Linked DNA regions of Homo sapiens: region 2 is linked to region 1. A link is a contact called in ENCODE Hi-C or POLR2A ChIA-PET data. All regions are on one chromosome and are shown on one strand. Each heading gives the region's core, a stretch centred on a gene start or an enhancer-like site at or near the end of the contact. The rest is flanking DNA. Distances are from core to core; before and after follow the strand shown. Region 1 overlaps PPP1R14C (protein phosphatase 1 regulatory inhibitor subunit 14C). Region 2 holds the start of ULBP3 (UL16 binding protein 3).

Region 1 (4,110 bases), core at 1,193-3,692:
GTACATAGGAAAGGTACCTTCCTCTCAATTTTACTGTGAATCTAAAACTGCTCTAAAAAACAGATTTAAAATTTTTTAAATGTATTTTGTAAAAAAATGTTAAATAAAAGTTAATTTTATAGTCATAAAAAATAATAAGACCATATCACTTCCCTGCATAAAAGCTATCATACTCAGGAACAAAATTCAAATTCCTTACCATTAAAAAAAAAAAAAAAAGAGTCGTACTGTAACCTACAAGGCTCTGTTTCTTCTAACCTCATCACGTATCACTCTTCTCTCTCATTTCCCTAGAATGTAAAACCCACAAGGAAGGGAAGTGATTTTTGTCTCTTTGGTCTACTTCGATATCACGGGTGCTTAAAAGGTAACTAGCAGCCGGGCGCAGTGGCTCACGCCTGTAATTCCAGCACTTTGGGAGGCCGAGGCGGGCGGATCACGAGGTCAGGAGATCAAGACCATCCTGGCTAACACATTGAAACCCCATCTCTACTAAAAATACAAAAAAATTAGCCAGGCATGGTGGCAGTCGCCTGTAGTCCAGCTACTCAGGAGCCTGAGGCAGAAGAATGGCGTGAACCTGGGAGGCAGAGCTTGCAGTGAGCCAAGATCGCGCCACTGCACTCCAGCCTGGGAGACAGAGTGAGACTCCATCTCAAAAAAAGAAAAAAAAAAAAAAAGTAACTAGCACATGACAAAAGTGTAATGAGTATGTGTTGAATTCAGTTCTCATCACCCATATTTTCTTATTCTTTCTTGTGTGGCAGATTGTATTTTCCAAAACTGGCTTCAACAATATTTCCCATTCCACTTCCCTTCCTCACAAGGTGATCTCACTTGACTTTCCTCCCATCAGAAGGTAAAATCTATGTTCCTTTTCCTTGAAGCCTTGTTAGAACTGTGATTAGAACAGAAGCAATACTATGTGACCTCCAAGGCAAAGTCATTAAAAGCAATACAACTTCTTCCTGATCGTATTGAGATGTTTACTCCAGAGCCCAGTCCCCATACAGCAAGGAAACCGAAATAGCACATGGAAAAGCCTGTATGCTGAAGAGCTGACACAATGGCCCATGGCCCCAACAGTTTGCAGAGTAAGTCATGTTGAAAATACATACTCAGGCCCTAAGTTTGCCACATCAATTAATTCCCCATGAGGCAGAGATGAGTCACCCCCAACAAATGATGCACAAATCAGATTTGCAAGCAAAATAAATGATAGTCATTTCTTAAGCCACTAAGATGTGGGGGAGTTTGTTGCATGGTATTGGTAATTAGTAAACCTTGGTTCATTCTACTTTCAGCTTCTTCCCGCTTCGGCCTTTTCATGTTCGATTTCATCAGCCTAGAATTTTCTTCATTCACAATTCACTTGTCCTGTGCCTTCACCTTATGCAGGTCTCTGCTTTTGACACCTTCTCTTTTACTCAACCATTGGGTTTAGCAGCATCTAACAACAACGACAACCTTTTAACAGCAGTTTGGAGACTAAATATGATTTTTTTTCTGCCATATACAGAGAAGTCCAACATAGTTGGATATTGGCATTTGTTCAACAGTTCAAAGACGTCATATGTAAGTTCTTATTTTATTGTTTCTATTTTTAATTTTTTTTCCTCTTCTACTTACATTTCAGGAAGTAAGGAAAAAGACAAGTTTCCCATGACAACAGAATCAGTTACCATTAAATTATTATTCAAAAACTCCATGCAGTGAATTCATTTCACTGGTCAAAATTTGTCATAGGATCACCTCTAACTATAATGGAAGGTTAGATATTTTTAAGGAGTGTAAAATATCTTATTGATAATTTTATATTGAGGCTGGGCACGGTGGCTCACGCCTGTAATCCCAGCACTTTGGGAGGCCACGATGGGTGGATCGCCTGAGCTCAGGAGTTCGAGACCACCCTGGGCAACATGGTGAAACCCCATTTCTACTAAAGTACAAAAAATTAGCTGGGTGTGGTGGCGCGTGCCGATAGTCCCAGCTACTTGGGAGGCTGAGGCAGGACAATGACTTGAGCCTGGGAGGCAGATGTTGCAGTGAGCCAAGATCGCACCACTGCACTCCAGCTTGGGCTACAGAGTGAGAATCTGTCTCAAATAATAATAATAATTTTCTATCGATATGTTAAAATGATAATATTTTTGATACATTGAGTTAAATGTTACTAAATTTTTAAATTAAATTATATAATTGTATAAGAAGAGTAATTATATAATAAAGTTGTAAATACTCAAAACATGACTTTCTGATTATTTGGTGTTATCTGCCTATTCTTACGCTCTTAAGGTTACTTCCATCTCCTGCATCTGTATGGAGGAAGTACTTGTCCCTGCTCCTCCCCAGGGACTTCACAATGGTCACCTGAAATCAACCATGGCGAGGACTTACACTAAGGAAACTGGGCTGCTGTGAATCAAGGGTTTTTTTGTTTTGTTTTGTTTTGTTTTGTTTTGTTGAGACGGGAGTCTCGCTCTTTCGCCCAGGCTGGAGTGTAGTGGCGCTATCTCGGCTCACTGCAAGCTCCGCCTCCCGGGTTCACGCCATTCTCCTGCCTCAGCCTCCCAAGTAGCTGGGACTACAGGCGCCCGCCACTACGCCCAGGTAATCTGTATTTTTAGTAGAGACGGGGTTTCACCATGTTAGCCAGGATGGTCTCGATCTCCTGAGCTCGTGATCTGCCCGCCTCGGCCTCCCAAAGTGCTGGGATTACAGGCGTGAGCCACCGCGCCCGGCCGAATCAAGGGATTTTTTTCTCCCATGAGAGCCAGTTGTTAAACTTTCACCAGCAACTCACTGCATATATGTGAACCTCAAAGACAAAAAAAAAAAAAAAAAAAAGGGACGCTGTATTGTGTTAGGGAGAAGGAGTGGGGGAGGGAAGTAAAAGGGGAAGTGAAAACGGAAAGGGAGAGAGCAAGGTGGGAGGGGAGTGGGGGAGAGGAGAGTCGGGAGGGGAGGGGCCGCAGAAAGGGTGGGAGGAAAGCAAGGGGGAGAGGAAGAGGGGAGGAGAGAAGGAGAGAAAGAGGGGAGGAGAGAAGGGGAGAACGGAGACATGGAGAGAAAGGGGGAGTTCTTTTATGTGTTTAGTATCCCAAGGAAAACAAGGGTTCTATATATGTAAATTATTTCAGATAACTAGTATTCAACTCTTTTTCTTCAAATCTCTCTAAGGGATTCCTCGTGTGCCTGCCTTTGGGGTCTGAATGGCTCAGGTCACTCCTGTGGCCAGGCGTCCTGCCACACTGCCTCTCGGGACACGCTCCAGGCTGCAACAGGCTCAGAGCTCTCTGCCTTATACAGTATATAAGACAGCTCTGGTCTTCCGAGCTTTTTATAGATGCTCTGTCTCCTCCCTTACTGTCAGGCTGTCAGCTGTCACTTCTAGATGTTCTCCCAGAACGTATACCTAGCAGCCTAGTTTGTTGCTTCTAAATCTAGTGAACTAAAAAAGCAGAAAACCAAACTTGTTAGAAATGTGGCTAAAGTAAGAGCACAGAAGCTCTACATGGAAGCCCAAGGACCTCTGTAATAAATCAAGAACATACCCCAGCATACCCCAAAATATCGTATCTCTTTAGGGTCTCAAAGCTACTCTTTCTGCTTTTTGTTTTTTTCCCCCCCGAGACGGAGTCTTGCTCTGTCACCCAGGCTGGAGTGCAGTGGTGCGATCTCGGCTCACCTCAACCTCTGCCTCCTGGGTTCAAGCAATTCTCCTGCCTCAGCCTCCTGAGTAGCTGGGATTACAGGTGTGTGCCACCATGCCCAGCTAATTTTTTTGTATTTTTAGTAGAGATGGGGTTTGCCATGTTGGCCAGGCTGGTCTCAAACTCCTGACCTCAAGTGATCCGCCCGCCTCGGCCTCCCAAAGTGCTGGGATTACAGGCGTGAGCCACCGCGCCCGGCCTAATGTTTGTATTTTTAGTAGAGATGAGGTTTCACCATGTTGGCCAGGCTGTTTTTGAACTTCTAACCTCAAGGGATTCACCCGCCTTGGCCTCCCAAAGTGCTAGGATTACAGACGTGAGCCACCGCGCCTGGCCTCTTTCTGCTTTCCTTTAGGTTCCTTCACTCGGTTCCAAATGACTGGAGTTACAAAATTCC
Region 2 (4,110 bases), core at 1,063-3,562, 99 kb after region 1:
TTGCACTCCAGTCTGGGCGACAGAGTGAGACTGTCTCAAAAACAAACAAACCGGAAAACAACAAATAAAACCCAACAACTAAAAAAGGCAAAAAAAAAAAAAAATTACCAACCTCGATGCTGCCACCTTCAGGCCGCTGGGGGTTACAACCTCCGCTCCAGCTCCCCTCTGAACCTGTGCTATTCTTCTGAGTCCCATTCACTCCCACAACTGTCTCATTCATTCACTGGTTCACTCAGCTTCCAACCACCCTTACATCACGTCAGGCTCACCAGGTGATGGAGAGAAAAATCATCCTCTGTGGGTCTGAAAAACATGCCTGAGTCTTGATGGTGGGTCTTGTTTTCATTTCCTCCCCATCACAGCGCCCCCAGGGCCATGAAGAGGCCATGGCCTGGGCTCAGAGATCCAGCTCTCCTCAGGGTGGGCCTGGCAGTTGCTGACTTCAGGGAGAGCTGGAGGCCTCACAACTGAAATAGGAGACCTGCCCTGGGTCCTTAGCATGTGCAAGGACAGGGTTCCTTGTAGAATCTGCTCATTTCATCTGTGTTCATAGCATTTGTCATTTTCCACATGCAGACATCCATTCCTAGAAAGCTGAAGAAGCTTGCACAGGAATATTCAGCCACAATATCAGCTGACTTCCATATCTGAATGCATGATCTCTAGATCCCGGCCATTACAATAACATTTGGGCCACTTCTATCCCCATCCTGGGCAGGCCTGAGTCTGTTGGCCAGATGCCTGCAGCAGGGGTGAGTCAGGAGGGCCCAGGTGTGCACAAAAGCCCCTCCTCCTGTCCTGCTTGGGGCTCTCCTGCCAGCCTCCTTCTACCTTCCTCCTGTTCCCCCAGTCACTGGCCCAGGTCACCTGGCCTCGGGGTGGTGCTGCCAGGGCCTTCCCAGAGGCCTCCTCCCAGGACTAACCTGGGCTCCTGCCCCCAGCCCTGTACATGGGAGGCTCTTCTCACACACAGATCCTGGGACCCGCCAAGCTCTGCCCCTCCCAAATCTGAGAACTGCCCACCCTTGTGTGTCTGTTGTCCTCCAAACTACCCTCCACATGGCCCCTCCTGCACAGGGGCTCTAGTGCATCAGGCCAGAATCTTCTAGGCTCCTGTGTCCCTGCTCAGTCACAGAGGTGGCTGCCCTCCCATGACTCTGTCCTGAAGCAGAAACAGGCCCTGGGCTTTGTCCAGGCCTCCTCCTCTTTCCCACAGCCTCAGGACCCTCGGGATTGATGATCACCAGGTGCAGGTGATCCCAACATGAAGACTGTACGGAGTGGGAGGTCTGTGCCGATTTTTCTCATTCAATAGGGAATGGGCTGAGTGGCTGGGGCCTGAGTGGCACTCAAGATCTCTGTCCACTCCTCATCCCAGGCTAAAGCCCTCCCTTGCGGCCAAGGGCCACTGGGCCCATCACCTCCCTCTGGCTTCTGCCCACAGATCTAGATGTTTCCATGGTGACTGAGACGAGGATACACTCGGGTTGCCGCTTTGAGGATGGCTGCAGTCACCATCCAGGGACAGGGCAGAGATGCGCGTGCAGCCATGGATTTGCGTGTAGCTGGCCACAGATGGGTGTACAGCAAAGTGAGCCCCACGCATGCGTAGACCCTCCCTCGGCTTCTGCTCTCCATGGAAACACAATTGATCATTTGATCACTGATCACGGTAGGCCACTAGGGCTTTCTTTTCTTTCTTTTTTTTCCCAGAAGTCATAAAGGGATATAGAATATACTTTATTCTATATATATTCTATATATTCCTCATGCTTTTAGTGGAGAGGCAAAGAAGGTCTGCTCCGGACTGGGAAGCAGCTGCGCCCTGGACGGAGAGGGGCGGGGACTCCTTGGCGCAGGCTGAAGGAGGGCAGGTGTCGCTGGCGGAGGCAGTGACGGGGGGACACAGCCGCCACTGGATATCCCTGTGCAAGTTTCTTCGCTTTCCTGTGCATCAGTGCTTACATTGGGGTAATAATAAATGGTGTGTTAAAAAATTAAATGAGGCGGTCAAGAAGGAATCGTGTCCTGGCCCGCGCGGAGCCTGGGGTGGAGGGTAAGGGTTGGCCAGAGGGGGCCGCTGTCAGGCCACGAGCCCGGGGCGGGACGAAGCGGAGCCACAGCAGGCATAGGCTCCCCGGGTCCCAGCCTGGGGTGGGGCGGGGAAGGGCGGGACGGGGCGGGATAGGGCGGAGCATCCCTCCAAACGTGGGCAGGCGTAGGCTCCCCTGGATCCCGGGGCGGGACGGGACCGGACGGGGCCGAGCACACTCAATCACTAGCTGGCATGCGAGGGCCGAAGTGATTCATACGCTGGTCTCCACATCGACTGCGCCTTGTGTCCCGGGCGCTCCTGGTCTACAATGGCAGCGGCCGCCAGCCCCGCGATCCTTCCGCGCCTCGCGATTCTTCCGTACCTGCTATTCGACTGGTCCGGGACGGGGCGGGCCGGTGAGTTCGGGGATGGAGCCTAAGCGGGGCGGGGGCCAAACCTGGGGGGCTGTGGACTGCAGCGGGTTTCAGAGGAGGGAAGCCTTCTAGAAGGACCGGCGCGATCTCCCCGGACTGCCCCCACGCTCAGTTCCGATTCGCTGCTCTTTTTCGCCAGGTCCGCTTCCTGCGGCTGCTGCTTGCCCTGCAGAGCAGGAGGGGGGTCAAAGAAGGCGAAAAAAGAACCGCAGGAGGGTGGAGGGGCCAAAAAGCTGCAGAGGGCGAGGTGGGGAGGGGATCCCTGGTGCAACCCCGCAGCCCCACTCGTCCTCGGGAAGGAGAAACCAGAGCCCCCGGAACCCGAGCTGGGGTCAAGACATGGGTGACGCCAGCGTCATATAGAATAGTCACTAAGCAGACAGGAGTCAGCAAACCCTTTCTAGAAAGGAAAGGCTGAAGGCACTTTGGTCCTTGCTGGCCGTGAGTTCTCTGTCTCTGTGTCAAGTCCCGTCCCTTTGTAGAGCAACAGCAGGCAATGGCAACCTGCAAGTAAAAGAGAAACCTGAAATGGACCCTGTCCTAGGTTGCAGACTCCAGATGAGGGCACATGCTGTGTCCTGGCAATTGCTGCCCCATCCCCTAGGGTGTCATCTCTAAGTTGTGTAAGTTGAAGAGTCACAAGTGTGTCCTACCCTGCCTGTGGCTTCTGGGAGGTGTGGATGTGATGAATGTGAGGGGGAGTCCCATGGTTCGGGGCCTACTGCTCCCCTCCTTTGTTGCTGAGTAGCATTAACGGTCCCCAGGGGCCATTCAGGGACCCTCCCTGAAGCCTCAGGTGTGACCTGAGGGTGGGGGGGTGTAGCCATGTGGTGTCCTGGGGATCAGAGCCAACTGCTTGTGCAGCTTCTTGGTTCCCTGTGGCCCTGCTCCTGCCCATCCCAGGAGACCCACCTGTGTCTTCTCACTGTGGGGCCTATCTTCCTAATGACCTAAAGGGTGAGGAGCACACCCTGTGATGGGCAGCTCTGAGGCTGTGTGGTCACTGCCCTCCCATAGCTGGAGGCCCATCTCCACAGGGGCCCAGGACCACAGCAGGAGCCACTTTTAAATGAGGGGATTTCACTGCTGTGAGTGGCACAGCTTTGCTTCTGAGCACTAGGGGACCCTGTTGGATTCTGTGGTTGGGAATAGCCATGAAATCCACATAGCACCTTTTCCAACCACACATGCTTCTGGGATCTTAGGGAGTCCAGGGTCAAATAGCTGTAGTGGCAGGTCCAGCCACACCCCTCATCACAGAGTGTGTATGGCTGCATCCCAGCTATAAGAGCAGAGTTGAGTAGTGACAGGGGAGGTCATATGACCAGCACAAACTATAATAGTTACTACATTAACTACAAACACTATCCATTCCCGGTAGAAATCCAGGAAATGTGAAATTACCATTGAATGGGTCTATGAACCCAGCACATCCCTCTAAGCTGGACCTGACACAGAAGTCCATCTGTTACTTTGCCCCAAATGCACCTCATGAGTAACAGGGGAGCAAGTTAATGCTTCACATCCCTGGGAAGAGCTCGGATCACACACTGTGTCCACTAGGAGTGTCTGAGTATTTGCTGTTTCATGGTGTACAGTTACCAGAGTGACTACCCATCTGGCTCTGTGGGGGAGGCT

What was found. A loop is a pair of places that touch in the nucleus more often than their neighbours do. ChIA-PET counts read pairs that join two places held with the same protein, here RNA polymerase II (POLR2A). Pooled maps may share reads with other maps.
Region 2: a pooled map shows a loop between it and region 1 (2.9-fold over the local background). The contact joins the promoter of ULBP3 here to the enhancer-like site in region 1. A Hi-C loop is called at or near these places in 1 of 37 single-sample maps with no recorded cell type and 8 of 50 pooled maps. POLR2A ChIA-PET finds 5 or more read pairs at or near these places in 5 of 52 experiments (H1, HCT116, OCI-LY7 and 2 more).

Annotation. Positions count from the first base shown.
Region 1 is chr6:150,166,888-150,170,997 of GRCh38, reverse strand. The region is part of intron 1 of PPP1R14C (protein phosphatase 1 regulatory inhibitor subunit 14C); the gene reads right to left. Among named protein-coding and RNA genes, the nearest start is that of PPP1R14C, 26 kb to the right of the region's middle. RefSeq lists an enhancer at 729-1,928 and a silencer at 2,579-2,628. Within about 2 kb of position 2,442, at least 2 of the 41 ENCODE cell types and tissues checked have a DNase peak (open chromatin) inside an H3K27ac peak, as active enhancers do; they include OCI-LY7, where a contact is called at or near this core.
Region 2 is chr6:150,067,323-150,071,432 of GRCh38, reverse strand. ULBP3 (UL16 binding protein 3) reads left to right here and starts at 2,312. Exons shown (of 5, transcript NM_024518.3): 1 at 2,312-2,454. The coding sequence starts at 2,367. It overlaps LOC124901428 (a long non-coding RNA gene), which reads left to right and starts at 1,160. Exons shown (of 2, transcript XR_007059809.1): 1 at 1,160-1,675; 2 at 1,783-2,005. RefSeq lists enhancers at 423-1,290, 2,488-2,567, 2,588-2,637.